Linked DNA regions of Homo sapiens: region 2 is linked to region 1. A link is an interaction called in ENCODE POLR2A ChIA-PET data of the cell type or tissue named here. Cell type or tissue: GM12878. All regions are shown on one strand. Links, peaks and the distances in the headings refer to the core of each region. The heading gives the core; the rest is flanking DNA.

What was found. Peaks named below come from ENCODE experiments on the same cell type or tissue, not always from the same donor. Only the 100,000 strongest peaks of a DNase experiment are listed, where the experiment ranks them.
Region 2: POLR2A ChIA-PET joins it to region 1 with 6 read pairs; 2 of 35 experiments call an interaction of 5 or more read pairs at or near these places.

Annotation. Positions count from the first base shown.
Region 1 is chr6:56,881,865-56,898,508 of GRCh38, reverse strand. All of the region lies in intron 3 of DST (dystonin), which reads left to right. Among named protein-coding and RNA genes, the nearest start is that of DST-AS1, 46 kb to the right of the region's middle. RefSeq lists enhancers at 7,750-7,809, 10,792-10,961 and a cis regulatory region at 10,876. In GM12878, for the core only: a CTCF peak has its summit at 6,536 (motif pointing left); a DNase peak (open chromatin) is centred at 7,718; H3K4me3 peaks cover 516 bases; H3K27ac peaks cover 3,019 bases.
Region 2 is chr6:56,642,177-56,658,820 of GRCh38, reverse strand. DST (dystonin) reads left to right here. Exons shown (of 104, transcript NM_001374736.1): 11 at 7,577-7,689; 12 at 7,789-7,895; 13 at 10,132-10,251; 14 at 12,639-12,734; 15 at 12,828-12,955; 16 at 16,318-16,411. Among named protein-coding and RNA genes, the nearest start is that of DST-AS1, 190 kb to the left of the region's middle. In GM12878, for the core only: no CTCF peak of the experiment used is centred there; no DNase peak of the experiment used is centred there.

The sequences.
Region 1 (16,644 bases), core at 2,798-10,797:
TCTTTGCTTCTTCTAATCTCCCCATGTGGATCAGGATTGAGAAGTAAGTGACTATCATTAAAGTTTAGAAACTCTCAACCATCATTATTCTCTCACAAGCCCTCTACATAACTGCCTTGGTTAATAAGACATAGTCTTTATGCCTCTGTGACTTTGAACCTGCTGTCTACTTTGCCCTTGAATGTTTTTCCTTATTCTTTGTTTGCCTGGTAAACTTCAGTTCATCTTTTGAGACTGACTCATGCTCGGATAGGTCAGGTGAAGTCTTTTCTGATCCTTCCTATCAGAGTGAGGTGCCCTTAGTTTTGATTCTCAGCACTAGGTACAAACCTCCAACATAGCAGCTACCCCAGCAAAAAAGGAGGTCTCTGCAGTAAGACTCACGTGGGTTCAAATCCTGCTCTGTGTATCTGCAGGAAACAGCACACTAAGAGGATTTAACTGAAGAGAGTTTAATGAAGGCACTATTTACAGAAATGTGGGCAGGGCTAAGGTGCTTCATCAGCCTATAGGTGGAGCCTACTTACCTTCAACTCCTGGTCTAAGGGGCAGCAGAGGGCATTGGTCTTAATTGATCCTGGTAGGAAGAGCTGGAGCCATGGAAGAGCCCTTCCACAAGGATGGTGCCTGAGGGTTGCAGCTACTGCCAGAACCTAGTGAGTCAGGAGGGAGCAGGGCGAATAAATATACTGCTCTCTTAGCTCGTGCTCTCAGTGGTATCTCCTGTTGACCCAACCTACCTAGAAGCTGGAGGGCAAAGGAACTTGGGTGATGCAGATCACAGCCATCAGTCTCCCAGGGACTGAGCAAGGAAGAGATGGACAGACAATCTGAGAGGGTTACAGTGACAGCAGAGAATAAAAACATACCTACCTGGTGGCCGAGCATGGTGGCTCACTCCTGTAATCCCAGCACCTTGGGATACCAAGGTGGGCAAAACACTTGAGGCCAGGAGTTTGAGACCAGCCTAGCCAACATGGCAAAACCCCTTCTCTACTAAAAGTACAAAAATTAGCCAGGTGTGGTGGCACACGCCTGTAATCCCAGCTACTCGGGAGGTGGAAGCAGGATAATCGCTTGAACCAGGAGGTGGAGGTTGCAGGGAGCCAAGATCGTGCCATTGCACTCCAGCCTTGGCAATAGAGTGAGACTACGTCTCAAAAATAAATAAATAAATAAATAAATAAAAACAACCCCCCCCCCAAAAAAAAACCACTTAGTATTCTTTGCCAAGATATTTCAATTCTCTGAGAATCAGTTTCCTTATTATAAAGTGATAATAAGGGAAAGGACACCCTTCTCAACAAATAGAAAAGTTTGGGCTAGCCACATGTAGGAGAATGAAACCGATCCTCATCTCTCACCTTATACAAAAATCAACTCAAGATAGATTAAGGACTTAAACCTAAGACCTGATACTATAAAAATTATAGAAATAACATTGGAAAAACCCTTCTAGACATTGGCTTAGGCAAAGATTTCATGACTGAGAACCCAAAAGCAAATGCAGTAAAAACAAAGATAAATAGTTGGGGCTTAATTAAACTAAAGAGCTTTTGCATGACAAAAGGAACAGTCATCAGAGTAAAGAGACAGCCCACAAAGTGGGAGAGAATCTGCACAATCTATACATCTGACAAAGGACTAATATCCAGAATCTACAATGAACTCAAACAAATCAGCAAGAAAAAAACAAACAGTCCCATCAGAAAGTGGGCTAAGGACATGAATAGACAGTTCTCAAAAGACAATGATATACAAATGGCCAACAGACATAGGAGAAAATGCTCAACTTCACTAATGATCAGGCAAATGCAAATCAAAACCGCAAGGTGATACCACCTCACTCCTGCAAGAATGGCCATAATCAAAATATTAAAAAATGGTTGATGTTGGCGTGGATGTGGTGATCAGGGAACACTTCTACACTGCTGGTGGGAATGTAAACTAGTACAGCCACTGTATTAGTTTGTTTTCATGCTGCTGATAAAGACATACCTGAGACTGGGAAGAAAAAGAGGTTTAATTGGACTTACAGTTCCACATGGCTGGGGAGGCCTCAGAATCGTGGGAGGTGAAAGGCACTTCTTAACATGGTGGTGGCAAGAGAAAATAAGGAAGAAGCAAAAGCAGAAACCCCTGATAAACCCATCAGATCTCATGAGACTTATTCACTATCATGAGAATAGCATGGGGAAGACCGACCCCCATGATTGAATTACCTCCCACTGGGTCCATCCCACAACACGTGGGAATTCTGGGAGATACAATTCAAGTTGAGATTTGGGTGGGGACACAGCCAAACCATATCAGCCACTATGGAAAACAGTGTGGAGATTCCTTAAAGAACTAAAAGTAGGCTCTCCCGTCTCCCTCTCCCTCTCCCGTCTCCCTCTCCCTCTCCCGTCTCCCTCTCCCTCTCCCGTCTCCCTCTCCCTCTCCCGTCTCCCTCTCCCTCTCCCGTCTCCCTCTCCCTCTCCCGTCTCCCTCTCCCTCTCCCGTCTCCCTCTCCCTCTCATGCCGAGCCAAAGCTGGACGGTACTGCTGCCATCTCGGCTCACTGCAACCTCCCTGCCTGATTCTCCTGCCTCAGCCTGCCGAGTGCCTGCGATTGCAGGCGCGCGCCGCCACGCCTGACTGGTTTTCGTTTTTTTTTGGTGGAGATGGGGTTTCGCTGTGTTGGCCGGGCTGGTCTCCAGCTCCTAACCGCGAGTGATCCGCCAGCCTCGGCCTCCCGAGGTGCCGGGATTGCAGATGGAGTCTCGTTCACTCAGTGCTCAATGGTGCCCAGGCTGGAGTGCAGTGGCGTGATCTCGGCTCGCTACAACCACCTCCCAGCCGCCTGCCTTGGCCTCCCAAAGAGCCGAGATTGCAGCCTCTGCCCGGCCGCCACCCCGTCTGGGAAGTGAGGAGCGTCTCTGCTTGGCCACCCATCGTCTGGGATGTGAGGAGCCCCTCTGCCTGGCTGCCCAGTGTGGAAAGTGAGGAGCGTCTCTGCCCGGCCGCCATCCCATCTAGGAAGCGAGAAGCGCCTCTTCCCCGCCGCCATCCCATCTAGGAAGTGAGGAGCGTCTCTGCCCGGCCGCCCATCGTCTGAGATGTGGGGAGCACCTCTGCCCCACCGCCCTGTCTGGGATGTGAGGAGCGCCTCTGCTGGGCCGCAACCCTGTCTGGGAGGTGAGGAGTGTCTCTGCCCGGCCGCTCCGTCTGAGAAGTGAGGAAACCCTCTGCCTGGCAACCGCCCCGTCTGAGAAGTGAGGAGCCCCTCCGTCTGGCAACCACCCCGTCTGGGAAGTGAGGAGCGTCTCCGCCCGGCAGCCACCCCGTCCGGGAGGGAGGTGGGGGGGGTCAGCCCCCCGCCCGGCCAGCCTCCCCGTCCGGGAGGTGAGGGGCTCCTCTGCCCGGCCGCCCCTACTGGGAAGTGAGGAGCCCCTCTGCCCGGCCAGTCGCCCCGTCCAGGAGGGAGGTGGGGGGTCAACCCCCCGCCCGGCCAGCCGCCCAGTCCGGGAGGGAGGTAGGGGGGTCAGCCCCCCGCCTGGCCAGCCGCCCCGTCCGGGAGGTGAGGGGCGCCTCTGCCCGGCCGCCCCTACTGGGAAGTGAGGAGCCCCTCTGCCCGGCCAGCCGCCCCGCCCAGGAGGGAGGTGGGGGGGTCAGCCCCCCGCCTGGCCAGCCGCCCCATCCGGGAGGGAGGTGGGGGGGTCAGCCCCCCGCCCGGCCAGCCGCCTCGTCCGGGAGGGGGGAGGGGGGGTCAGCCCCCTGCCCGGCCAGCCGCCCCGTCCGGGAGGGAGGTGGGGGGGGTCAGCCCCCCGCCCGGCCAGCCGCCCCGTCCGGGAGGGAGGTGGGGGGATCAGCCCCATGCCTGGCCAGCCGCCCCGTCCGGGAGGTGAGGGGCGCCTCTGCCCGGCCGCCCCTACTGGGAAGTGAGGACCCCTCTGCCCGGCCAGCCGCCCCGTCCAGGAGGGAGGTGGGGGGGGTCAGCCCCCCGCCCGGCCAGCCGCCCCGTCCGGGAGGGAGGTGGGGGGATCAGCCCCCTGCCTGGCCAGCCGCCCCGTCCGGGAGGTGAGGGGCGCCTCTGCCCGGCCGCCCCTACTGGGAAGTGAGGACCCCTCTGCCCGGCCAGCCGCCCCGTCCGGGAGGGAGGTGGGGGGAACAGCCCCCCTGCCCGGCCAGCCGCCCTATCCAGGAGGTGAGGGGCGCCTCTGCCCGGCCGCCCCTACTGGGAAGTGAGGAGCCCCTCTGCCTGGCCAGCCGCCCCGTCCGGGAGGGCGGTGGGGGGGTCAGCCCCCCGCCCGGCCAGCCGCCCCATCTGGGAGGTGAGGGGCACTTCTGCCGGGCCGCCCCTACTGGGAAGTGAGGAGCCCCTCTGCCCGGCCACGACCCCGTCTGGGAGGTGTGCCCAGCGGCTCATTGGGGATGGGCCATGATGACAATGGCGGTTTTGTGGAATAGAAAGGCGGGAAGGGTGGGGAAAAAATTGAGAAATCGGATGGTTGCTGGGTCTGTGTGGATAGAAGTAGACATGGGAGACTTTTCATTTTGTTCTGTACTAAGAAAAATTCTTCTGCCTTGGGATCCTGTTGATCTGTGACCTTATCCCCAACCCTGTGCTCTCTGAGACATGTGCTGTGTCCACTCAGGGTTAGATGGATTAAGGGCGGTGCAAGATGTGCTTTGTTGAACAGATGCTTGAGGGCAGCATGCTCGTTGAGAGTCATCACCACTCCCTAATCTTAAGTACCCAGGGACACAAACGCTGCGGAAGGCCGCAGGGTCCTCTGCCTAGGAAAACCAGAGACCTTTGTTCACTTGTTTATCTGCTGACCTTCCCTCCACTATTGTCCTATGACCCTGCCAAATCCCCCTCTGCGAGAAACACCCAAGAATGATCAATAAAAATAAAAAATAAAAAATAAAAAAAAATAAAAAAAAAAAAAAAAAAAAAAAAAGAACTAAAAGTAGGACTACCATTTGATCCAGCAATCCCACTACTGGGTATCTACCCAGAGGAAAAGAAGTCATTATATGAAAAATATACTTGTACACGTGTGTTTATAGCAGTACAATTCACAATTCCAAAATTGTGGGACCAACCCAAATGCCCATCAATCAACGAGTGGATAAAGAAACTGTGGTGTATCTATACGATGGAATACTACTCAGCCATAAAAAGGAATGAATTAACAGAATTTGCAGTGACCTGGATGAGATTGGAGACTATTATTCTAAGTGAAGTAACTCAGGAATGGAAAACCAAACATCATATGTTCTCACTGACATGTGGGAGCTAAGCTATGAGGACTCAAAGTCGTAAGAATGATAAAATGGACTGTGGGGACTTGGGAGGAAGAGTATGAGGAGGGCGAGGGATAAAAGCCAACAGTATGGTACAATGTATACTGCTTGGGTGATGGGTGCACCAAAATCTCACAAATCACCACTAAAGAACTTACTCATGTAACCAAATACCACCTGTACCTCAATAACTTCTGGAAAAATAAAAAATAAATAAAGTGATAACAATAGCTACCATATAGAGTCATGAGGATGAACTGAGCTGACATATGGAAAGACCTGCATAGAATAAACAATAAATAGTAGTTTCTTCCTTTTATTCCTCCTCCCCTAGACCATGAATTCTTTGAGGCCCATATCAAGGGTTCTAGAATATCTCCTGGCATCTGGCGTTTGGCATTTGGCATCTGAGTGAATACTATTGACTGAGTGAATGATATATGAAAGATAGCTAATGATGACTGGTACAATTAGTAAGCATTATAGGAATTCAGAGAACAAAGAGGGGACCCCCACCCCTAAATAGGTTGGTTAAGGCATAATTACTTTATGGAAAAGTTGGGATTGAGTTGGGCTTTAAAATATGGGTAGTGCTGGGCGTGGCGGCTCACACCTGGAATCCCAGTACTTTGGGAGGCTGAGGTGGGAGGATCACTTGAGCTCAAGAGTTTGAAACCAGCCTGGGCAACATAGGGAGACCCTATCTCTACTAAAAATTAAAAACAAATTAGCCAGTCATGGTGGTGCACGCCTGTAGTCCCAGCTACTTGAGAGGCTGAGGTGGGAGAATCACTTGAGCCCGGAGTTCCAGGCTGCAGTAAGCCATGATCATGCTGCTGTACTCCAGCCTGAGTGACAGAGCAAGACACTGTCTGAAAAAAAAAAAAAAAAAAAGGGATAGGAATTGGCTGGGTAGCAGATGCTGGGTCCGGGAAGTGGAGTAAGCAAAAGTGCTGAGAACTGACTGGATGTGGGGATTTATATGAGAGAAATACAAGATAAAGCTGGAAAAAATAGTTAGGGGCCAACATACATTTCAGACAACCACTGGTTTAAGCTTTCTTTTCTGTGCTTCTGAAGACACTGTAATAGGTGAGTAGTGTGATCATAGCATGATTTTAGGAGGATTAAACATGTGCAGGGTACATCAGGAGAGCAGGACAGTTAGGTAGCTGTGGCAGCCTAGCAGTGAGGTGATTAGGGCCTGAATTTGGGCCTAACCCATGGTGTTCTGCTGACATCTGCTGATGACTGCTGGTGGGGAATCTGAGGATGGCCTCACCCTCTCTCCTGAAGGATCTGTTGGAAGAGAGGGAGATTAGAGGGCAGCAAATAGCAGTGGAGATTACTCAGTTGCATGGGCAAAAAACCATTCTGAGGAGTGTTTTTTTTTGAGACGGAGTCTTGCTCTCTTGCCCAGGCTGGAGTGCAGTGGTGCGATCTCAGCTCACTGCAAGCTCCACCGAGGAGTTTTCTTTTTTTTGAGACAGGGTTTTGCTCTGTCACCCAGGCTGGAGTGCAGTCGCGCAATCACGGCTCACTGCAGCCTCAACCTCTTGGGCTCAACCTTCCCATCTCAGCCTCCTGAGTAGCTTAGACTATAGGCAGGTGCCAGCATGCCTGGCTAATTTTTTTTTTTTTTTTTTTTTTTGAGACGGAGTCTCACTCTGTCGCCCAGGCTGGAGTGCAGTGGCTCAATCTCGGCTCACTGCAAGCTCCACCTCCCGGTTCACGCCATTCTCCTGCCTCAGCCTTCTGGGTAGCTGGGACTACAGGTGCCCGCTACCACGCCTCATGCCTGGCTAATTTTAACTTTTTTTTTGTAGAGGTGGAGTCTGTCTGTGTTGTCCTGGTTGGTCTTGAACTCCTGGGCTCAAGAGAACACCTCGGCCTCCCAAAGTGCTGGGATTATAGGCATGAGCCACCACATCCAGCTGGGAGAGGTCTTCAGGGTGTCTTACTGCATCTCCTGTCAGTTGTCTGAGAGACTGGACGTTGTCAGAGTTGGTAGTGAGAAGGCTGTTGGCTCCTTGTCTCACACAATTCCTGTGCAGGCTTCTAGAACCTTTTGGCCTCTGCCGACATTTCCCTGCTTTTAATGCCATATATGAGCTTGAACTGAGGCTTTGTGTCCTCTTCTGGATTTGGTTAGGTGCAGCCAGTAGTGCCTGCTAGAGCCACCCTATTCAACATGCGTCTAAAGCCTGTGTCTTTTCTAAACGTACACATTTGGAGAAAATCAGTGTTATGACGTGTTGCCATGAAAGCAACTCTGATTATAGCTTGGAGATGGAGTAAAAATAAATCAGTTATGGTGATTCAGGATTACTTGAATGACTTTATATGAAGCACTCAAGGCATTTCTAGTGGCAATCTAAATAAGAAATAGGCCCATGAGTGAGAAAGACTGAAAACAGAAGTAACTGCAAAGGAGATGAGTCAGAAAGCGTGACTGTGCAGTTTTAGCTACTTTCAGTCAGACCATCCTCTTGAAGTGTTATGTGAAATGCAAATACTTTAGCATCCTTAGCTGTTTTAACCTATTTACTTATTCTGGATTTGTAAGCTATATGCAAATATACCTATAAGAATTTGTAATGGGGATCACTAATAAAAACTTAATAATATCTAGATTTTTTATTTTACTCCTTGTTTTAGATGTTTCTAAAAGTGGATAAACTAAAAATTTATCCTGATTTCCTCTCAGTACATATGTATTTGGATTTATACTGTATATTAAGATATGTCACTAGGATGCTTAGGAATTTTTTTTACCATCTTGAAACAGAAAAGATAATTAGATCCAGATCTCCATTTATTCCTTAGTATTTTCACATTACAAAGCATTTTGTTTTGTTTCTGAATCCCAGGATTTTTAAACATCATCATCATCATCATAAGAACTCTTGCATTACTGCATGTTTACCTCATTGACAATACATGGGCATTGTTCTCTGCACTCTTCTCTGTTTTTCTCTCATTTTATCTTCTCAGCGATTCTCTGGAGTCGGTGCTCACTTTCCAGGGAGGAAATGTGTCAAGGTCATACAGCTGGTAGATCATGGAGTTAACATTTAAACCTAGGCACTCTTGGCTTGAGCCGTTTTTGAGTAAGGAATGGAGAACTCCCCATGATTACAATTCTAGTGCTAGACATTTATCCTCATCAGCCTTCCTGAAGTATTTTAATTACTTTGAGTCTCATTTTTCTAACTGCATAGATGGTAGATATGGATGAAATCTTTGTGTTTTTAAACTATTACATCAATTAAAACCTATCTTTAAAATGGTATTGAAAACCATAGGTAAACCTCAAACATCATTTTTGCCATCATTTTATTGGCAAAATTGGCCCCCTCTTTCTGTGGCAGGGCACCTAGGAGGTAGCAAGAAGTAAGCAAGAGTAATTTTGCCCTACTGCCTGCTCACATGAACCTGTTAATGTACAACTTTCAGACCCAAAAAGTATTTATGTGTTTGAGATTGGGGGTGGGTATGGGGAAATAACAGTTTTAGAGCATCAGGAAATAATCAAACATACTGACTCTACTCCTGTTACATTTCACTGATTCCAGTTTTTTGCACACTGCAACAGCATTGCCTGCATTTCCTGGTGACTTAGAATCTTTGAGACTTTCTCACTGAGCTGAAAAAGTATAATTAAAAATTGCTAGTGTTCCCAGGTTATTGCCAAAGCTGCAGCTTGTTCTCCCTGCTGGCAAAATCTTAGCCTCTGAGCACCTGTTTTCTTACTTTTGGGCTCCCACCACCATCAAGCAATGGGATTTTTGAACCTGACAGTTTTGACTGAGGAGTTGGAGGACATATGGGCCTAACACAGGTGATTGGGTGATCCTCTTTTCTGAAATGGTAAGCACAAAGGAAGAAGCAGGTTTGGATTGAGGATTGGAAAGAAAATTTTCTGATTTGGATATGTGAAGTTTGAAATAACTATTAGATATTCTTGTGTCTGGATTTCATGGAAGATGTGAGAATTATTTGTACATAGATGTTATTAAATCTATAAGACTGGGTGGGATGACTCCGAAAATGAATTTGATAGAGAAGAGAAGACACTTGAGGTCTGAGCCTTGGAGTCTGCCAGTGATGAGAGTTTGGGAAGAGGACTGAGGATCGCTTATAACTTCCAACTCTTCACTCAGAAATATAAATGCCTTAAGCAGACATGGGTCTAGGTAGCTCTTGACTTTGATTTAAGGCTATTCATTTTAGGCCAAGAAAAGGCCACTCAGGTAGAGACTAGAGAAAATAGCAGGAAATGAAGTCCCAGATGTACTCATTAGATTTTCCCTTCCCTGAACTCTCCCCAACTAAACCACCACTTCCTTGACCTCACCCTTCTTTTCCTTCTGTTGTGGGTTTCTGTTTTTCAGTCTTGGGGAAATTTTCTGTTTTTCTGATTACAGCTTAGGTTTTTGTAAGGCTGCAGTATATTTTGGAACATTATATAGCTTTAATTTGTAATAATTAAATTAACCAGATTTTGTCATATTTGTAGTTGGGAACTTTTTGGAGTGTAGGAAAGACTTAAGCATATATCCTTGATCTCTTGAAAATATAGCAGGGTGTTTCTGTGTTCCTTTCCTGCTTAGATTATTAAAATGGTCTTCCTTTTCCCTTTCCTTTTCAAATATGTAGGACCAGGCAGCTCTATGTGCATAACCTTAGGATATTTCCCCTTTTGTGGAAGGCATAACTGTACAACTCATACCTTACTTTGGCTAATTAACTAGCAAATCCAAAGCTCTTAGAGGAAACATTTGTTTCCTTTTCCCCTTTGGAATTCTGGAGAATGAATTGATTAATAAAGTCAAATTTCTTTTGCTAATTATCTGAAAAGAATTTTTTTGAATGACACCCATTCAATGTACTGAGTCTTTGCTACATATTGCTGTACCTCCCTTTTTAGGTTCATAATTAATAGAATTTTATAAAAGATTTCATTTATGGCCAGGTGTGGTGGTTCACGTCTGTAATCCCAGCACACTGGGAGGCTGAGGCGGGCGGATCACGAGGTCAAGAGATTGAGACCATCCCAGCCAACATGGTGAAACCCGTCTCTACTAAAAATACAAAACTTAGCTGGGCATGGTGGCACGTGCCTGTAGTCTCAGCTACTTGGGAGGCTGAGGCAGGAGAATCGCTTGAACCCGGGAGGCAGAGGTTGCAGTGAGCCGAGATCGCACTGCTGCACTCCAGCCTGGTAACAGAGCGAGACTCCATCTCAAAAAAAAAAAAAAAAGATTTCATTTATTATAGGCTTGCTATAATAAATTACAGTAAGGTATTGGAATAATTAATGCACAGGGGCACAAGAATGTGCAAGGTAGGTAGACTGTATTGAATGAACAGTTTAGTCTCTATAAACAACTCATGAAACCAAGATTAACTTGGTAAAGGGATTCATGTGTTCTGCTTGGAGAAAAATAAGCATGTGTTCATAACTCATGATTCTTTTTTGAGGTCAGTATTTTGACTGAAGCAAGACCTCTTGCCATTCTTTCTATGTCTTTCTTGTATGTGATGACAACCTGTTGTCTTAAATAAAAAAAACCTTAAATTCTTTAATCTCCAAACCAAGGAAACTTAAAGAAAACATTTAGATAGTCACTTACACTTTGAAAATTTTCATGGACAACTATGGATCAAAGGACTGAAAAGAAAGCCCCTTCAAAGATGGTCTAGTTTATTATTTCACCTCTAACCAAAGAAATCCTTAAATTGCTCTGGTAAGATGGGTATAGCTTCCTTTATTTTAAAGGACACAGCCATAGCTTACCTCAGAATTCTGTTTGGAATTTAACAGCCATCTCTGCCTGAAACAACTCCTTGATCTTTGCCCTAAATCCCATGCCTTACAATTTAAGACCATTTCTTATTGTGGTATCCTCTGTGGAGAGGATGAAGCATAGCCACCTGCTACCGTGTCACTCTCAGTCTTTGTGAATCAAAGAATGTTAAAGCTTGAGGGGATCTTAGAGCTCATCTGACTTAACAGTTTTTGTAATGCTAGATTCCTCTCTGCTTCAGTACTTTTAGTGATACAATCTCCTACCATTAAATAGTGCTAATTAGCAGCAAGTTAATTGTACTTGAAAATCAATAAATTGTTTCTTTTCTAGGCTCATGGTTCTATCTCTCTGAACTTTTCTCCTAAGTCTAATTCTTAATTTTTCCAAACATCATTTTTGTTTTACTCTTCTAAACCACCTCCAAGTGAGTGATAAGGGTCTGATTTCTCTCAATATTTTCTGTCTCTCTCTCTTTATTTATTTATTTTAGTTCTGAGATGATGATTGTGTTTCAAAAAAATCAATCTATGGAAATTGAACAAAATTTAGTTTGTGCTTTGGGAGATGAGAATTCAGTTCTAGAAATGACAGTAATGTTTCAGGAATTTTTTTTTTTTTTTTTTTTTTGAGACTGAGTTTCACTCTCATTGCCTAGGCTGGAGTGCAATGGCACGATCTCCGGCTCACCGCAAACTCCACCTCCTGGGTTCAAGCAATTCTCCTGCCTCAGCCTCCCGAGCAGCTGGGATTACAGGCATGTGCCACCACACCCAGCTAATTTTGTATTTTTAGTAGAGACGGGGTTTCTCCATGTTGGTCAGGGTGGTCTCGAACTCCTAACCTCAGGTGATCTGCCCGCCTCGGCCTCCCAAAATGCTGGGATTACAGGCGTGAGCCACCATGCCTGGCTGTTTCAGGAAAATTATAGCTTTGGAGTAGTACTTCGTAGTTAAGTAGCACTTCATACTTTCAAAGACTGCTCATATTCATTATCTCCTGAACAAACACCCTGTGTGTTGGGTATGGCATATATTATTGATCCAGTTTGACAAAACTAAACCTCAGTGAGTAGGTGATTGGCTTAAGTTCATAAGGTCAGTTAGAAGCAGACCTCTCTCATCCTTGCAGTCTGTTGTCTCCTGTGTTTATCCTATGTTTATTTAGTCTTTATCTCTGACAATGCTTAGAGAATTGGGTGAGAACTTCCAGGGAGAAGAATATAGATTCCATTTGACTGGAGGAATTATTCAGTATCCCAATGTGACTCATTCCCAGGGAGTAGCTTTACATCTTTGAGAGTCTGCTCACAGCCTGCATTATCTGTGTTGGCCACCCTAGGCTACCTGTGTATTGGCAAGTCCACTTTGGTCTAATACTATCAAGCCCATGCTGCTCCTCCACACACCCTATTCAATTATGAATTGGTAAATTAGATAATCAACTCTGATACTGGGTAATACCACTGGCTAATCTACATTGACCCTTGCTACATGCAGCTCAGTATTACTAAGATCGATGGGGATCAGACACTGTCTTAGTCCATCTGTGTTGCTATAAGAGAATACCTGAGACTGGGTAATTTATAAATAATAGAAATTTATTTTCTCACTCTTCTGGAACCTAGAAAGTTCAAGACCAAGGCATCAGCAGGTTTGGTATTGGGTGAGGTGTTGTTCCTCAGCGATGACACCTTGTTTCTGCATCCTCACCTGGTGGAAGGCAGAAGGCAAAGACAGCAAGAGAGAGCAAGGGAGCTCTTTGAAGCCTTTTTTGTAGTGGCATTAACCCATTCATGATGGTGAGCCCCCATGACATAATCACTTCCAAAAAGCCCCTCCTCTTAATACTGTCATATTGGGGATTAAATTTCAACACATGAATTTTGGGTGGGATACAACATTCAAACCAAAGCAGATACCTAAGCAAATATGTTGTTAAAATTAAGTTTATATACCCTTGTGCACTCTTGGTGGGAATGTAAAATGGTTCAACTGCTATAGAAAACAGTATGGTAGGTCTTCAAAAATTAAAAAATAGCATTATCATATGAGCCAACTATTCCACTTCTGAATATTGAACCCTGGCACATGAATTGTACGCAGAGTTAGTCTCAACTTGAAGCCAAGCCTTTTGTCCTTCACCTCAGTCAGTCATTGGTTATGGGCTGCTAGGGCTGGGGGTGTGAGGAAGCTTTAGGTTAGGGGAGTCCCTGAAGGGGAGGGCGGCTATGAGCCATTAGCAGCCAACCCTCACAGTAGCCTGTATGTGAGTCCATTGGCCAGGTGGAAGGGATGCAGCCAGGACACTCATAGAAACCATCAATCACAAACTTGTTGGATAAATGGCTGATTCCAGACCTGAAACAGAAAATATAGAATGAGCTTCACAGCTCACGCCTGTAATCCCAGCACTTTGGGAGGCCGAGGTGGGCGGATCATGAGGTCAGGAGATCGAGACCATCCTGGCTAACATGGTGAAACCCCGTCTCTACTAAATATACAAAAAAAATTAGCCTGGCGTGGTGGCACGTGCCTGTAGTCTCAGCTACCTGGGAGGCTGAGGCAGGAGAATGGTGTGAACCTGGGAGGCGGAGCTTGCATTGAGCCGAGATCGCGCCATTGCACTCCAGCCTGGGCAACAGAGTGAGACTCCATCTCAAAAAGAAAAAAAAAATGAGCTTGGCACATCTTGTCAAACTCGAAAGCAAGGAAGCATCAAAGACTACTGGGATCATGTCAGCACCAGGAGTAAACTTGGAGAGGCTCCTACTGCTGTTGAAGGAAGAAGGAATGATGAAATTACAATTTTACCACCTTGCAAGCCCTAATAAAATAACGAACCTAGACACTGATCATCAATGACTGCTAATACATGAGAGACAACCACACATATGCGTCTCCTGATGAAAGTATACAAAAATACTTATAAAGTATTCTTGCTAAAAATTGAACCTAAATCAGATCAAACTGCTAGTTCTAATTATAGATTTACATAAAATACAGGTGACAGAGGAATATGTTAAATGATAAGGTGAAGATAGTGAAGATACATTTAGGATTTAGCTAAGTTGAGGTGTGGGAAACTCTAGAACAAATACCCCTAATTTCTTTGACAAATTATAAGAAAAAATGTGGGAGTGATAGTCTATACAAGAAAAGAGACTTAAAAGACCTACCAACCAAATGTAACATGTATGCCTTATTTGGGTGAATAAACCGAATATAAAAAAAAGAGAAAGTGGGGGAAATTTGAACAATGAATTTTTTTTTTTTTGAGATAAGTTCTCACTCTGCCACCCAGGCTCGAGTGCAGTGGCACAATCACAGCTCACTGCATCGTCAACCTCCTGAACTCAGGTAATCCTCCTGCCTCTGTCTCCTGAGAAGGTGAGACTACAGGTGTGTGCCACCAAGCCTGGCTAATTTTTTAATTTTTTTGAAGAAACATGGTCTTGCTTTGTTGCCCAGGCTTGGATATTTAATGATATTAAGAAACTTATAAAAATATTTTAGATTGATAATGGTATTTTTATTTTATTAAAAATAATTATTATCTTTTAGAGATGCATACTAAAATATTTAATAATGAAATAAAATCCCTCATATTGGCTTTAAAATCATCTGGTGGGGTAGGGGAGAAAATGTGGATAGGGGTATAGTTGAAATAGCACTGACCAGGAGATGGTGATTGTTCAAGCTGGGCATGTAAATGGCAGTTCTCTATAGTTTTACTTTGTTGTATAAGCATAAAATTTTCCATAATGAAAGGTTTAAGACATTAGAGAAAGAAACAAACCTTTACTTGAAGTTTGCATCATCAACACTTTTGTTTTCCGTAGAGTAAGCCTAAATTTTTGTTAATAACATTTTGAGATTTTAGATATTTATTATTAAAAGGTTTTTAGAAAGGCAGAAGGTGGGAAATTGTTCTTATGGCCATCTCCTGATTTCTTTTTACTTCTTGTTTTCTTTTAACAAAGAACTATTTGCTTATTTGTTGTCTTTTTACTTAGAACATTTGACAGACCATATTAGTGAATGGTGTATAAAATGTGCTTATTATTTAAAACTTAAACAAATAATATAAAATAGACAAGGAATTATATAGGCATATTCTTCTGTTTTAAAATCTAGAGCAGATTTTTTTCCCGCAAGACTACTGTTTTTGTTCTTTGCTGATTTATTGATCTGAGACTAGAATCATCATTGAAACAAAACTGACCTTAAAGGCAACATGGGCCTGGCGTGGTGGCTCACACCTGTAATCCCAGCACTTTGGGAGGCCAAGGTGGGTGGATCACCTGAGGTCAGGAGTTTGAGACCAGCCTGGCCAACATGGTGAAACCCCATCTCTACTAAAAATATAAAAACCAGCTGGGTGTGGTGGCACGCACCTGTAATTCCAGCTACTTGGGAGGTTGAGGCAGGAGGATCAGCTTGAACCTGGCAGGCAGAGGTTGCAGTGAGCTGAGATCATGCCACCTCATTCCAGCCTGGGTGACAGAGCGAGACTCTGTCTTGGGGGGGAAAAGAAAAAAGCAACATGCTATCACATTGCTTGACTTTTGTCTTGCTGAAATTTAAACGATAGCTGGTCTAACAATTTTTTCTTAGTAAATAGAATTCTTCCATTTTAGTATGATTTTATTCCAGCAAATTACACATATATCTTTTCACAGAGCTCATGAAATTTTGATGATGGCTAAAATGCAAGATATTGAGTTGCTTAATTGATTTGAGTTAATCTTTAATATTGGCATTACATGCCATTATGTGACTCTCTGCTCAGGAGATAGCTTTTCAGTGGTAGATTATTTGCTTTCATTTTGCTGCTTATACTTTTAATTTTCTGTTGCTAAATAGGGAGGCAAGCCAGTGATTTATACATTTCTAACTCTGTTCATAGCTTAATTAAGAAAGTTTGAAACTATCATTAGTTAGGATGCTTTAGAATTATCTGTGAATTTTATTTATATATTAGCCCTATTATAAATAGGCATTGTTAATTGAGAATGGAGTATAATTTTTAGCTACTTTGCCAAACACAATAAAAATAACCCATTTACTTTCTCCAAAACTGGATAGCTGGATGTGGATATCTTTCAGAAGCAATGGGGTCCTTACAGGACATGTGCTTTCATGCTACTAATTTTCATAATTTGCAGCCACAGGAAAATAATTATTTTTAAGTGGCCAGCATTCATGTTGAAAATGAGCCTATTTTTCTTGGCCATCAGGACAACCATTTCTCTTGAACTATGATAATCAGTTCTGACATATTGCTTTGAGCCTTTTCTCCTTCTGCATTTCAAGAAGGTTAAACATTATTGAGCATAAACGTTTGTCCCAGGAGTTCAGAAGGGCAAAAATTATACATTCGACCTGAACATATACTTTAAAGTGGATTTCTGTGTTCATTCAGCTTTTGGAGTTTTAACTGAGAGGTGTCTGAAAAATCATTAGCCAAGTTTCTTGTGCACGCGCTGCCCTCTCCCTTTGTTTGGTGCTTTTTTTGGTCTCTATGAAATTGAATATTAGCC
Region 2 (16,644 bases), core at 3,504-11,503, 240 kb after region 1:
GTTTACTCCTGAGCTCCCTTTGGAGCTCTGAGCTCTCCATATGCACAGTGGCTGTTCTCAGTGCCTTACTTCCTGGAACATGGTAAATGCATATTAAATATTGAGTGAATGAATAAATGAATGAACTTGCTAGTTTTTTGACTGGGAAGAATTATTTCTATGTAGCATACCAAAGCATCAGGTTGTCTTCTCCGATTACCCTTTTATGGTGTTGTTTTTATGCTGATAGATACGTTTTGGTAACCTGCGCACATTGCCCTTTATACTAAGTTTCACAACTACTTTCACGTAAATCTCTTGAGATCTTGGGTAAATCAGTTGAGTTCTTTGAACCTTATGCTATAACCAGCCCATAATGTCCCCCCTCCCATACTCATACACATTTCCAGATGCTCTGTACGTGATTTTTGTTCTAACTTCTGTAATTCTTGATACTCATTTTCTGCAGAAAGAACTGAGACACAGGTTGCAGGATGTGTGTCCAAAGTCAGAGAGCAAATTAGGACTAAATCACAGGACACCTGACTCACAGCTCTGTGCTTTGTGTGTGTGTTCCACCTCAATTTAGGCTTTTCTCTCAAATATGTAAAAACTGTTTTTTAAAAATTTAAAGAATTCCTAGCTACTCGGGAGGCTGGGCTGAGGCAGGAGGATCGCTTGAACCCAGGAGGCGGGGGTTGCAGTGAGCCGAGATTGCGCCACTGCACTCCAGCCTGGCGACAGAGTGAGACTCCATGTCAAAAAAAAAGAATTACGGCCAGGCGCAGTGTCTCATGCCTATAATACCAGCAGTTGGGGGGGCCGAGGCGAGTGGATCACTTGAGGTCAGGGGTTCGAGACCAGCCTGGCCAACATGGCGAAACCCCGTCTTTACTAAAAATACAAAAATTAGCTGGGCATGGTGGTAGGTGCCTGTAATCCCAACTACTTGGGAGGCTGAGGCAGGAGAATTGCTAGAACCTGGGAGGCTGAGGTTGCAGTGAGCTGAGATTGCACCACTGCACTCCAGGGTGGATGACAGAGTGAGACTCTTGTCTCAAAAAAAATAAATAATAAAAAAATTAGATTGTGATAAGGTGCATAAAATTTACCATCTTAATCAGTTTTAAGTTGATAGTTAAGTGGCATTAAGTACATTTACTTTGTTGTACAACCATCACCGCCATCCATCTCCAGAGCTCTTTTCATCCAGTGTAACTGAAGCTGTGTACCCGTGAAACTCTAATTCCCCATTTCTCTCTCCCCCCACCCGTTGACAACCACCATTCTTCTTTCTGTCTTGTCTTTCCTTTTTAAATTGAGGAAGGAAACTGTGGTCCAGTGTTTTTTCAAGTGATCAGATATCTCAAGTCACAAAGTTTAGGTGGGTTTTTTATTCTGATTAAAAAAAATATATGTGACCAAATGCTATCTTTTCCAGGCTTCATTATTTTACAGTGTACTCCAGAGTTGGGCAAACATAAAATGACATGCCCACCCTCCCTCCTTGCTAACATTTAAATGTGTTCTTTTCTTGTATATTTAATAAAAATAAACACTGAAAAAGAGTTAAAAGGTTCACTGTCTCCTGCTGAGGGCATAAGGCAGTAGCATGTTTCTGCTTGTGGGTGCTTTTGTTTGTGTCGTTATATAATTGCCTGATGACATTGTGGATGTTTTTTCCCCAATACAAAATGCTTATAATCTTGAAAAGAAATTAAATAATTATTAGAAAGAAGGGTTTTTAACATGGTTTAGTTATCAAACTTGCCTGATACGAATCACCTGAGGGAGGGGGGAGAAACTTGTTAAAATGCAGATAACCAGGCCTTTCTTTCTATTCTTAATCTGTATTAGGACCCAAGTGTGGGAAACATTGGTATAGGACACATTGATGAGTTCTGTTTTGGTAATAATCTGGAACTTCAGCATGTTTCTTATGATTTATTTTTTCTGAGTATGTCAATACACACACATACATATACATATACATTATTGTGTTTCTTTATGGGGGTTACCAATATCATTATCATTTTGCCCAGTAGTAGAAGTATAATTTGTTCTGTATTTTCTTTATTATGTATTCTCAGCTTCATATGGGGTGTTACTGTTTAGTTAGTTCTCAGTTTATGATACCAGGATATTGCAGAGAAGAAATCAGGCTCTGTAGTCAGACAGACCTGGGTTGAAACCCTGACTGCCACTTACCAGATTTGTGTTCTTGGTCAAGTTATATAACTTCCTTATGCTTTGGTGTTTTTCCATCTGTAAATTCAGGATAATAACACAACCTACTGCTTAGGGTCAATTGAGATGATTAAGTGAGATAATGCTTTAAGTCCTTTAATGCATTGCCTGCCACATAGTAGGTATCAGTATTTATTAGTCCCTGTTGTTGTTTTGTGATTGTTATTACTTTATAAGGTATCCCAATTGGCAACATTATCAGAAGCTGAAGCTGAGGGCACATGAGAGCATAAGAAGGGAGGAGAACCTAGAAGCAGCAACATGTGCTTTTTGAAACTTTTATACTTCACCGCTGTTTGTTGTCCTCACTTCGTGCCTGCTTTCCAAATTGTTTTTTAGGAGAGACAAAGCCTTTAGGAAACCTCGAAAGGGTGTGTGCTTGTTTAGGATTATGGGGAAGCTATGACATTGTACCCTGGTCCATGTGGATTTCGATAAGGATTCTAAAACTTGGCTGGAAGCCATAGATGGTGGTTTTGTCAGTAGAAATTAGTGAAAAGAAAAGGAACAAGCCTAGGATGGAACATATCTCCAGGAATTTGAAACACTGATATGTCCCAGTCCCCATAGCTCATGTTTTTCTTTATTATTTATTTAATCCTCAAAAGTTAATGTTTTAAGCATTATGCTAGATATTGAGGATATAAACATGGACAAAACACAGGCTCTGCCTTCAGGAAGCCCATGGTTCAATATGAGAGATAGGCAGATATATAGTTATGAAAAATGTGGTAAATACAGAAATGAAGATAACAGACGGCATTTGGGAACAGAGGAAAGTACTTCCTGGAGGAAATGGTGGTGGAACCGAGTCTGCTGAAAGAATTCGAGTTGGCCAGGTAATGTCATGTACGGGGGTGAGGTATGCAGTGGACATTTCTTGAGCAAATAAAAGAGTCAGGAAAAACCTGACATATTTCTGTTTTTGTACTGGGAAATGGGCTTTGCTCTTCTCCTTACCCCCAAGACTTATGAAAGGGAAATTTCTCAAATATAGGAAAGCAGATGCAGGGTAGCCAGAACCTTACTGTTTGTATCCACATAAATAATTATTGAGTGCCAGCTGAAAGCCAGCACAACCAGCAGACTCTGAATTTAAGTCACTTTATTTTTTCATCCTTAAAAAAATCCCGATTTGGACTGTGGCCATTGATATTTCCCATATGTGTCTTTTCAGCTATTGTCACATTTTTGGTTCAGGATTTGGTAATGTTGTGTCTGCACTAAAGCACTCTTCTCTTAGCTGGCATTTTTCTTTCTCTTAGTTAACTTTAATTAGTGTCCTCTCTGCCATGTTTCTAAGTACTTCCTTTCCAAGTACTTTGATGTTGTTTCATGCTCCTTGCAGTTGAGTGTATTGGTGTTTGCCATGATATATTGTGGAAGCCTTCAGTGGTCTGTTGTGCTAATCTTTTTTTTTTTTTTTTTTTTTTTGAGGCAAAGTCTCGCTCTGTCACCCAGGCTGGGATGCAATGGCGCGATCTCGGCTCACTGCAACCTCCGCCTCCTGGGTTCCAGTGATTCTCCTGCCTCACCCTCCCGAGTAGCTGGGGTTACAGGCACCCGACACCATGCCTGGCTAAGTTTTGTATTTTTAGTGGAGACAGGGTTTCACCATATTGGCCAGGCTGGTCTGGAATTCCTGACCTCAGGTGATCCTCCCATCTCGGCCTCCAAAAGTGCTGGGATTACAGGCATGAGCCACTGCGCCCAGCCTGATCTTTAGCCATTTATATCACTGTAGAAGTCATATGTTCCTGCAGAATCCTATCTAATTCTCATGTGAGCTAATGTATTAATAAAGTTTTGGAGTACTGAAATGTTACCTTGGAGGTATCTATGCCAAAAAAATCTCTCATGCAATTTTTATGTTCAGCTAGCTTTGGCTACCTGTTAATGTAGGTGGTGATATCCTTATACTATATCCATATATCTATCTATCTATACATAAATGCCAACATACCTGTATATGTATATATACGTGTGGAGATATATATATATATATATAGCCTAGGGGAGATTGCTCTTTTAAGATGGGTGTTGTATGAAAGATAAACATTACTTTTATCCAAAATTATTTTGTATTATGACAATAGCATTTTTCTATACCTCTCTGCCCTATATTTTTAAACAAATTCAGGGCACCAAGCTTGCATATAAGTGATTTGCAATTTTTAGTCTCACTTCCAATTTCATTTTAAGGCCTTTTCTTGGTTTTATACTTCTAATTTAAAGTTTATGCTATCTTGTATTTTCTTTGTAAGCTACTTTTAATTGCTTATGAAAGAAAAGCTGGGATAAAGCTGGGATATAAACATGTTTAAAGATTATAATGTATGATAATTGGGTCATTTTGAAACATTAACATTATCATAGAATAATAAAAAAAATAAGAGAATGGCCTTTTTTTCCATAAAAAGACTAGCATTTATTACTTTAAGTGGCAAAGGATCACATTATATGATTTTGAAAGGTTTCCATAAAACAGGCAAGTTACAATAGTTAATGTTCAACTATCTAAAATATAACATGAGAACATGGTCACTATAATATAGTCTAATGCTCTTTGGTTAGTCAAACCTAAGATGGAAATGACATTTCCTGTTAACATTCCACAAAAAGATGTTACGAAGAAATGAAACCTTTAGAATGAAAGTAAGTATCTTCTATGTGTGAAAAATAAATGAAGTTTTTAAAGGTTGTGTTATCCCAGTGAGACTATGAAGAAAGAAGGTGGTGGACAGGACACACACAGCACAGGCGTCTTCTGGATGCTTCAGGCAGGTAGAGGAAAGACAGATTTGAAAGACAAAGGGACCACCACTCTGTTAGGATATGAGCTAAGGGAGGAATAGCATTTTAAATTTTATAGGCTATTACTTTTTCATAGTGGTTTTTTGTGTTTTTTTGAGATGGAGTTTCGCTCTTGTTGTCCAGGCTGGAGTGCAGTGGCATGATCTCGGCTCACTGCAACCTCTGCCTCCTGGGTTCAAGTGATCCTCCTGCCTCAGCCTCCCGAGTAGCTGGGATTACAGGCGCCTGCCATCACGCCTGGCTAATTTTTGCATTTTTAGTAGAGACAGGGTTTCGCCATGTTGGTCAGGCTGGTGTCAAACTCCAGACCTCAGGTGATCTGCCCTCTTCAGCCTCCCAAATGCTGGGATTATAGGTATGAGCCACCGCACCCAGCTTTGTAGTGGTTTTTAAAGTTTTCCCTTTTCCCATTTTTTGTTTAACTAATTTTCTTTATCTGCTGTCTTTTAGTGGAGGAAAACCATTTCAGTTTTTGTTCCATTAAAGTGTTAAACATCATGATAAAAGAGATGACTTACTCAGACTCATTGTATTCTACAGCTGCTTTTGTGTTGAAATGACTATGTCATTCTGAAGGAAGTTTTATGTTTTATTCTCTTAGCTGAAAAACTTGATTCTTCAATGACTTTATTCATTCCCTCTAGGATTACTCAGTGTTTACTTTCTTTGCTAATGGCAGGGTTCTCATAATAACATGCCATGTCTTGTTCTGAGATTTGGCAGACTTACAAAGTCTGTTTTTTATTTCCCTAAAAGGTGCAAATTTTACGGAAACAAAACGATTTTTTATTGAAAGAACTTCAGATATTTGTTTTTGTCTAGACTGCTATACATACCTGTTTACTAATCTTGAGGTTGGCAGATTCTTCAGATGTTTCTATGTGAATAAAAAATGTTACTTTTGGAGGTCTGTTATTTACTTCCATAGTTGTCAATGGATTTATTGTTCCTATAATAATTGTAGGGTCACTTTTAAAAGAGTGGTCATATTGGTGGCAGGTTGAAAACATTAAAGGATTTCCTAATAATTTCCTGGAATATGAGCATGTAGGTGATGGTAACCACATTCCCAGGTTATGAACAGTGCAAAGTGATATAAAAGTATAAGATTTTCTTGAAAGGTCTGTTTTCTCACCATAAAAGAGTACAAATTGCCACTTAGCTTTCTAATATTAATGATATATTTTCAAACAGCTTTTCATATAAGCAGCCTGCCAAGTAGTATACAAAATAATCTGCATTTCATTTCTCCCACACTACCTTTGAGCCCTCCCACTCTTTCTGTGGTTTCCCAAATGATTATTTTGAGCAAACAGGAATGCTTGTGGAGCTTGTAGAGAGCCTTTCTTTGTAAGCTATCAACAGGTTCTTACTCAGTGATTTTTTTGGGTGGTGAGTACCACTCTTTGAAGGCTTTCCTGTTTCCACATTGTTCCGGTAGTCTTTCAATGCTTTGTTTTTGAGATCCAAGTTTCCTGACTGGCTTCTAGCCTTGAGTGAAGTCTCCAATGTCCATATTTTGCCACTTTCTCTACAAGAAGCATTTGAAGAATCTTTTCCTCTCTCATGTAGATAGAGCTAGCTTCAAAGTTTCTGCATGGTTTAGGGTGTTACGTAAATCTCACAAATTATAAAGATATGAAGTCTGGGATGTGTGACTGTGTGTGTGTGTAGGGGGGCACATGCACACATGTGTGCTCATGAAAACATAAACTATTGCTTATTATAGACATTCATTTATGATTCAGATTACTAAGGAACCAACCTACTTACCAACTTATCAGTAGATATTTGTTGAGGGTGTACTATATATCATTCTTTATTACAGCAGAAGGATAAAATACAAAATTTTCTTAATACATAGTACTTGCTATCTTGGAGTTGACGGTTTGGGAGAAACAACATATACATGTACACGAACCAGTGAATTAATAGGGCAAGGAGTCTAAGATTATCCTAAGTGCCATATCGTGGGGTGCAGGCTGGAAGTATGAGTTCAGGAAACAGAGACAGAAATAAGGGCTAGGAAGATCAGCCAGGCTCCATAGAGGAGGTGGAGCTTGATCTCTCCTTGGAAGAATGACTAGGATTATAGAAGACAAAGATGATGTGAAAGGGTATGGTGCAATGGGGAGGCCATGGACACAGCACTGAATTAAGCTACAAGCTTTTTGTCTTAGAGGAAAAACATTGACAGGATGCTGGTTGGATTGGAAAGATGCTGTTGGAGTAGCGTAGCTTAAATCAGTTGAATAGGACAAATACTCATATATATTCTGACTATGATATATTTGTAGACTTTGTTGAAATTTATATATGTTCAAATTGTTATATTTTCATTGTTATATTTGCTTTCGATACAGAAGTTTCTGAGATAAGTGAGCAATGTTAAATGTTTGATGAAAGTCTCTGCATTTTAACGCAGGCTTGGTGTTAATATTAGCAGATGTTGTTATGTAAATGGAAACCTATATAATTATATAATGTTGAATTGGCACATGAGAAAACCTAATTAACACAGTGAATTTTTTCCTAGGCCGGACCTGATAGATATGAATACTGTTGCTGTTCAAAGCAACCTTGCAAATTTAGAGCATGCTTTTTACGTAGCAGAAAAAATTGGTGTTATAAGACTTCTGGACCCTGAAGGTGAGTTATTTTCTTGATTATATGTGGACTGGCATGAAAGTCTGATCAAAAGTAATTTATCAACATTGTGAAATAATTAATTTATGTTGCTGTTTTTAGATGTCGATGTCTCCTCACCTGATGAAAAATCAGTAATAACTTACGTGTCATCTCTCTATGATGCATTTCCTAAAGTCCCTGAAGGTGGGGAAGGCATTGGTGCAAATGTGAGTATTGATTTTTCCACACCGGAAGCTGTTGATTCAGTAATGACCAATTGACTGCATTTATTGATAATGATTTTTGCAGTTTTTGAATGTTGAATATATTTTAAAGAATTTGAGTTAATATGCTGTTTGATGAATTGATATTCTATGTATTTCATGACATTATTCTACCATTAAATTTAAAGTATAACTCATTAAAACTTTTGTGTCATAAATAAAAGAGGCTATTTATAGTTACCGATCATCTTATAAATAAAAGGTTTAACTTTCTGAAATTTAGAGTTTTCCATTTTTAGCTGGCTGCCGTTTTACATTGCTGTATTTGCTATTCTTTTGTATGTATAGAATATCTCAGTTTTGAAAACAATTTCAAATTTGTTACTTCATACGATTCTATGAAATAAGTTGGCTTGATAACATTTTTGTGATTTAAAGGAGGACTCCAGAGGAAAATTATTGGATTTGGCCAAATTAGCAGAGCCACTTAGTAAGCAGGGAAAGGTCTCTGACACATAGCTTTGGGCTGTTTATTAGTCTACTATTTCTTAAAGGTTTGTGTAACTCACTTCAGTGATGCTTTTTTTTTTTTTTTTTTTTTTTGGGTGGTTATGCTAACAAGTGCTTATGCATTTCTGAAGAGAACAGGAAGCCCAGTATGTGTCACATATTTGGGGATGATCCCCTTCACTTGGATTTCTGCCTTCCTCTTTGCAGACACCTTTTTTCCCCTACATTACTTTGAAGATTTAGGAGCTCATCTTTGATTAGCTCCCCTGGATTAGGAGCTCCCTTTTCTGATTGCTTCTGTCAGTTCTCTGTGCTGTTTCTAGACCTGTTTCCATATTCTTCCTCAGGTTCTTCTTTTCAAAGGCTTCATGCTCTTTGATCCCTGAGTAGCCTGTTCCCATGCTCACCCCTGATGATTCAATGTTGAGCGTTGCTTCAGAATGTTTCTTTGGCCATCTCTTGCTGCTGCTTCTCCCAACCTTCATGCTGATCCTGCTGCCTATTACTGCAGAACTAGGCCGATAGCTTTCCTACAGCTTTCTGTCTCCATTTTGTTCTTCTTCCCACTGCCTCGGCACACTGTTGCCAAATTAATCTGTCTAAAACCTGATGTCTTTGGCTTGAAAATTTTCAGTGTCTACATATTCCTTGCAAAGTTAAATGCAATCTAGATATTCTGACATTTAAAACTGCAAATATTTATTCTGTTTACCTACATGTTTTAGCTATGATTTCCCAATATGAACTGTTTACTGGTAGCCAGGACATTTCCATGTCAATGTCCTGACTCACTTGGGACTCCCCTTTTATCCACTCTTTCAGCACCCCCACTCACCTCCCCCCATCAATAATTACTTACTGGTCATTGCAGAACATCTCAGATACTGCCTTTCCCAAGAAGCCTTTAGAAACTATTTTAAGGCACAGATATGCTTGCCTGATTCTTATCTCAACTAGCATGTACTACCCGTTTTAGTTATTTCAACATTTCAACACTTAATTAAATACTGCTCTTCATTTTGCCTGTTTATATTATGTATCTCTCTTGCCTCTGCATTTAGACAGTAACTCCTTGACAATAGGTATTATATCTTAAAGTATTTTTTTATTATAACACTCAACACAACCTTTGAACATAATAATAAGCACTCATCAAATACTTAAACAGAGCAGTTGGCAGCCTTCCAAGTTTCCTCCATTTTTAAAGAGTTTGCCTACTGAGTACTTGGATAATCCCACCATATACATTTCCTGTAGTTTGTGTACATATCTGGTTTCCTATATATTGGGTAAGTCTTTTGAGTTTGAGATACATAGTAGATTTAGATCTAAAATAGTTGGCAAAGATGGCAACTAACTTGGCTTATGCAAGTTGTTACTGCCCAATCTTGAGCCCTGGTAAACACCCCAAATTGACTTTGGATTTTTTTCTGCTGTGCTTAGATTGAGCCCCAAAAGCCTTCTAAATACAATACCCCAGGCAGCCACTTTCTTTGGATCAGAATTGGCACTCATAAGGCTAGTGTTAGTGGCCAAATGTTGATAGCAAATTTTACAGGTGTTTATGTGACAGGGATTGGGGCTGGGTGAAAGTAAGAAAACATTTAGCTGGTTCTGTCTGTCAGGCTTCAAATACATACATTTACAGAATGACTTCTGACTAAATTGTCTTAGATATGAATGTTATTATCTACAGATGTGAACCTTTTCTATCATTTGATTGTTCTAGGATGTTGAAGTCAAATGGATTGAATACCAGAATATGGTGAACTACCTCATCCAATGGATTAGACACCATGTGACCACAATGTCTGAGAGAACATTTCCTAATAATCCTGTAGAACTGAAGGTTAGTGTCACTGTAGAAATTACATAGGATTGATTCAATTGTAAACCCTTAAGTAATGCTATAATAATTCTGTAATTTTAGAAGTTCAACAAAAGTTGCCCTTGGAAAGCCATTAATAAGTAGGCAAAATTTGTATTACTCATTTCTCTTATTATACAGAGAAAATGGAGGTAAAACATTAACAATTAAAACAGATTAGCTGTAGTCACTCAGCTTTGGTTGAGAGGTTAAAGGTTTAATTTGAGAGAGTCTCTGAAACTGACATTGTCAGATTGATTTTAGTACATGGGAAATGCTTGCAGCCCCCGAGATGGCTTGAGGTAGAAGGGACCCTGGGAAGTACATACAAGTGTGGCACTGGATTGGGGGTGTGCCTGTGGTTGAGCCCTGTTAAAAACTGCTTCTTTTGTGCAGGAAGCATCTTTTGTGCAGGAAGAGGTACACAGTATTTCACCATGAATTTGAAAATACATGTCTGACTTCCAGTATAAGTGAATTCATGGTTTAGTAAAACATTTGCTAATACTGAAAAACTTAGGGCAAGCTTTTGAGGCAAAGACATTGCAGATATAAAAGCCATTATAGGCCGGGTGCGGTGGGTCACACCCGTAATCCCAGCACTTTGGGAGGCCAAGATGGGTGGATCACCTGAGGTCAGGAGTTTGAGACCAGCCTGGCTAACATGGTGAAACCCCATCTCTATTAAAAATACAAAAATCAGCCTGGCGTGGTGGCACACACTTGTAATCCCAGTTACTCAGGAGGCTGAGGCAGGAGAATCGCTTGAACCTGGGAGGTGGAGGTTGCAGTAAGCCGAGATCGCATCACTGCACTCCATCCTGGGCGAGAGAGCAAGACTCCGTCTCAAAAAAAAAAAAAAACATTACAAAAAGCCATTACAAATATGTAAACTTATTAAAGAGTAAGTTGTCTCATTTGTATATTTGGTTTTATAATAGCAAAGTGGTCTACTTTATTTCTAGAAGCTGATAATGCGAATATTGCCGACAAAGCCTTAATTCTTTGGTTTGTAAGCTTTATTTTCATGATCAAACTGGGATAGAAAAAACTGTAATAACCTAGGGTGAGCTCCATTAGAGTTATTCATTGTGCTCCTGCATCCGTACAGAATATCTGTAGAACAGCTTTCATTCTCATTGCCACGGGGAGTTTGTCCTTGGCACGAAATTACTTGGCATCTGATGATATGATACTTTTTAAGTGTTCTCAAGCTGTTTGTGTGATGTTTCCCTACATGGACATGTAATTTTCCAGGGCAGGAAAACTTTTCCCTACAACGACCATGTGGTGCCATGAACAGTGTTTAGCACACAGGAGTATTCGGTGCTTAATGACCAACAGACGTCCTGAAACATTGCATTCTGATTTCAAAACCATTTTCAGATTTCATGTTCAAATACACTTATTTCCAAATGGATTTCCATTGTCCAGACCCTTGGATGAATTGTACTGGCTTCTGGTTAGTGTAGATTCTTAGTTATAGAAGAAGTGATCAGAGTACTTGCTGATGACTAGAACAAGACATAGATTAGGAAAGAAAATACATCATGGGGAAATGCCAGATAATTGCATTAGCAGAACTTTGAATGGAATCCTTCAGAAATGTGTCATCCTAAAGATTTACAGGGTCTTGTTTTGTAGCTGCATGAATTACAATGAAGTAATTAGTACATACCTATTAAATATGGAGATACATTATCTACATAATTTTTATGAAGGTCCCTTTTAATAAATACACTGTATTTAAGAGGTTCCCAAATTAATGTATACAAACTAGATAGTAACTTAATTACACGGTTGAAACTTCTGTAATAATAGCCCCATCAACTAATAGCATCTACCTTCATTTGTTCAAAAAATCTGTTTAAATTTGCCAGTGGGACATTGAAACTAAATTTTAGCCCTTTCTGCTAAGAAGTTTTTTTTTTTTGAAGGATAGAACCATGCAATAGAAGAGAGTTTTTTTATTGCTTTCTTTATGGGAATTGCTTCAAATTATTTTTCCAAAGACTGAAAGCTAAAGTGCAGCATTTGGGAAGTGCATCTTTTAAAGGGTATGTTTTCTTGTTTGGAGGATGAGAGATTTTTAGTAGAGCACTAGTAAACACTGAATGGTTTATTATTATCCAGATCCCCCTGTGGCACTAAATCATGGCTCACATCAATAATTACACCCTCATCAAATTTTAGATAACCCACGTCACCAGCTGGCTGGAAATTGGTATTGTCTTTGAGTGTCGGTTTAACAAAGGAATTCCACTGACTGCATATGATACAGTACATAACACTTGAAGTGGTGGCTTAGTGAGATCATGAAAACAGATCTTTTAAGTTTGGTCCTTAATTTCTTGTCCTTTTTATTTTAGGCACTTTATAATCAGTATTTACAGTTTAAAGAAACAGAAATTCCACCAAAGGAGACAGAAAAATCAAAAATTAAACGTCTATATAAATTATTAGAGGTAAGCTCAAATTTGCTTTGTATTGTCAAGCATAGTCTTTGTTTTGTTTTGTTTTCATTTTTGCTTCACATTAAAGTTTTTTGTTTTCTCAAGATTTGGATAGAATTTGGACGCATCAAGCTCCTTCAAGGTTATCATCCAAATGACATAGAAAAAGAGTGGGGGAAACTCATTATTGCCATGCTAGAGAGAGAGAAGGCCCTTCGTCCAGAAGTAGAAAGGTAGGCCAGAGGTGTTTTCTGCCATGAATATCAAGTGGGGAGGGGGCCTTTGTGTTCTTGTGAAAGAACTTAAGTTAAACCTCTGTTTACTTGGCCTTGGATAAGTCTCTTAATCCTTTTGATCCTCCATTTTCTTACCTAGAAACTCTTCTAAGAGATTTTAAGGAGGCAATCAGTGAAGTAATGTATATAAATGACCGGCTAGGCTGGATTGGTATGTGAAGTCTCATCTAATAAGGCTTTACAGTTTTAAAACCAGTCAAAATTACTTGTAATTTCTCATATTGACCTTAAGTCACCAGGGCCTGGATCTAAAAGCTTATAGGACAACAGCTGATTTTATTTCTTATTACATTTTTTTGCTATAGTTCTCTTTCCAAGGGGCATTGGAAACCAAAATCTAGCTTGCCTTCATTTAAAGGGTGTTGGATGGCGTCTAGAACACACTCAGTAAATGTTAGTTCAGGTTCCCTTTCTGCCACGCTTCTACAAGTGGATTTACTCCATGAAATCATCACTAGTTCTCTGTCATTTTGTCTCTCACTACATCCAGTTGCCCAGGAAGGTACCATTTAGTCTTCAGGAAATGCTTGTTGGATGAATTTGTCTCCCTTACAGTCTTAACCTGGTACCTGGGAATTGTGATCTGTGTTCCTCATTAGCCATGAAGTCTATAGGACCTAGACCTTGCAGGGTGTATTAGTCCATTCTCACGCTGCTAATAAAGACATATCTGAGACTGGGTAATTTATAAAGGAAAGAGGTTTAATTGACTCACAGTTACATATGACTGGAGAGGCCTCACAATCATGGTGGAAGGCGAATGAGGAGCAAAGTCACATCTTACATGTCAGCAGGCAAGAGCTTGTGCAGGGGAACTCCCATTTACAAAACCGTCAGATCTCTTGAGACTTATTCATTACCATGAGAACAGTATGGGGGAAATCGCCCCCGTGATTCAGTTATCTCCACCTGGCCCCACACTTGACACATGAGGATTATTACAATTCAAGATGAGATTTGGGTGGGGACACAGGCAAACCATATTACAGGGTAAGGCCTGTGTGGCCAGACACACCTCTCCAGCCCCCTTGCTCTCTGCACAGTAGCCACACTGGCTGCCTTACACCTAAACATTCTCAGATCTCAGCTCCAACATTATTTTCTCGAGAAACTTTCCATGGTTCCCTAGGCTAGTTCAGATATCTTGCTTAGAACTCTCATGTTTCCATGTATTGTTCCTTCATAGTGCTTATCTTGGTTGTATTTTTATATTTATTTCGGTGATTGCTTAAGTCTTGCCTATTCCACAGATATGAGCTCCAAGAATGTGGAGAGAAACCCTTGTTTTTTTTCTGTCCCTTGCGTTGCCAGTGCTTTACACAGCGCCTGACACAACATTAGAGGTGCTCAGTATTGTCATGTTCTCTGTGCCTTACACATTGACTTCAGGATTCAACGTTGTGAAATAATGCATAAAATAAATATATGAGAGCATGTCTAACCTGTCAGTCCTTTATTAAATTACTGATTACATTTATGTTAAAGTATAATAATATGTGTACATAACTGGATTATTAAAACCAAAACAAGCCATAAATATACAGGATGCAGCTTTTACGGAAAAGGTAATTTGAGTGATTGAAATGAGATACTATGTTAATCATTTGAAATAATGGAAAAGTATTCCAGAGGATACAGAGTAGATTTTTAGTCATCAGAACAGTAGCTGAATTTTAAGATATGTTCATAAAAGAAAGCAGAGAGTGGTTGAGAGTTCAGGGCCTAGAAGCCACTCAATTTTAAATTAGATTATTAGCTCAGCCTGCAAAGTTGTATGATGTTAGACAAGTTCTTTAACCGTCTAAGCCTCAGTTTCTTCATTTGTAAACAGGATGTAATAGTGCCTACTACATTGGGTGGTTATGAGTATGAGATGAGTTATGTATCTAAAATGATTAATTTCTTGCACATAATAATTACTTAATAAATGCCAGGTGCCACTGTTATTGTTTTGAGCTATTCTGTTCACTCACTATATTTGATGTGGCACTCTCACACTTGATCTTAGCCAAAAGGCCAAGAAGCAATTGGTGTGGCACTCTCAAATTTCCCCTTTCTTGACCCCTGAAAAGAAAAATATCTATTCTTAGAGTGGAGAAGTAACAGTATTATTGGAGGTAGGAAAATATTTAGGAGGCTGGTTGGATAAATGCCTTCATGTTTCTTCATGCGAATTTTTTGGCATTGTCTATGTATTGCGAGTAATAGCTATGTGGCATGGAAGTGTATGAAAAACAAATGGGAAAGAGCCAGTGTTCTTATGCCATGTAATATCCTATAGAATGGAAAAACAAGCACAGACAAATTAAATTTGTAAGCATTGCATCAGTATTCTACTTGGCACTTTATAGTAGGTTTAGAAGTAACATTACTGGGAGCGTGTCATATAAAGAAAGGTAAATGGATACTTTTTCCATTAATTTAACCTAATAAACAAATGACATGGTGGTTAAAATGGAAGCGTACTTTGCTTCTCATCAAATTCATTTGTTTATAGGTACTTCATAATTTCTAGCTGTTTGCCTTCCTTACATTATTCAGCACAGACCTGGTCTTTTGCAGAAGTCAGACTATGATTGGATATTTGTGTTCTTTTAGCTAATGATTGGTATTGCCAGAATAATCTTTACTAGTTGTCCTGGACATCTGTGAGGCATCTGAGTTGTTTTTTAGGTGGTTGCAATTGGATGACTCTTAGTGCAAATATTTGGCATATCCTTTCCAGTGACGCCCAATCTGCCTGCTTTGTTCATACTTGTAGGGTTTTAATACAAGCTACAAAAGGCAAACCTCAGCTAGCAAACGAATGGCTTTAGGCTAGATTCTTTTGAATAGTTATCAGCATATTATTTGCTGTGTGTTGCATATGCATGTTGAAGCATATTTAAGGAGCCACTAAAAGCTGTAATATTCAGCTGCCACTTTTCACCGTTAGAAGTAGAGCTTTTTCCAGACCTCCTACCTTTTAGTCTACTTTGAAAGGTGAAAGAAAGAACATCGTTTCAGGAATAAAAATGCACAGTAGTAGTTATAGTTACCGTAGCAGTGATTCTGTGTTTAGTAACACTACCAGCACTCGAACCAGTCTTGATTCAAATGAAAATCTTCTCTTGGTTCATTGTGGTCCAACACTGATCAACTCTTGCATTAGCTTCGGCAGTGAATCCTTTGATGGACACAGGTATTGAATCATTGGTGTGGGATTGTGTTTTACTTTTTGATGGGCAGCACTTTTCAGGAATGGTGAGCTCTTTGACTTCAAAGGGAGAAGCTTTATTTTATTTTGTCTCATCTTTTAGGTTAGAAATGTTGCAACAGATTGCCAACAGAGTTCAGAGGGACAGTGTCATCTGTGAAGACAAACTGATTCTTGCTGGAAATGCTCTTCAGTCTGTAAGTTAATTTTAGGAGCCATTGGGGTTGTGGTAGAGGAGTCACTGTGCGTTTGGATGAACTAAAACTTTTACATAATGTTTGGTTGATTCTTCGTAATACTCTCCACTGAAACTTAAAGTTTGTTAAAGATTATGATTGGTGTTTGCTCTCTTGAGAGACAAGAAGAGGGAAAACATATTTTTGAACCAACAAGGAAAACTAAAGAAAGCCCAAGTAGGCTTCTGTTCCAA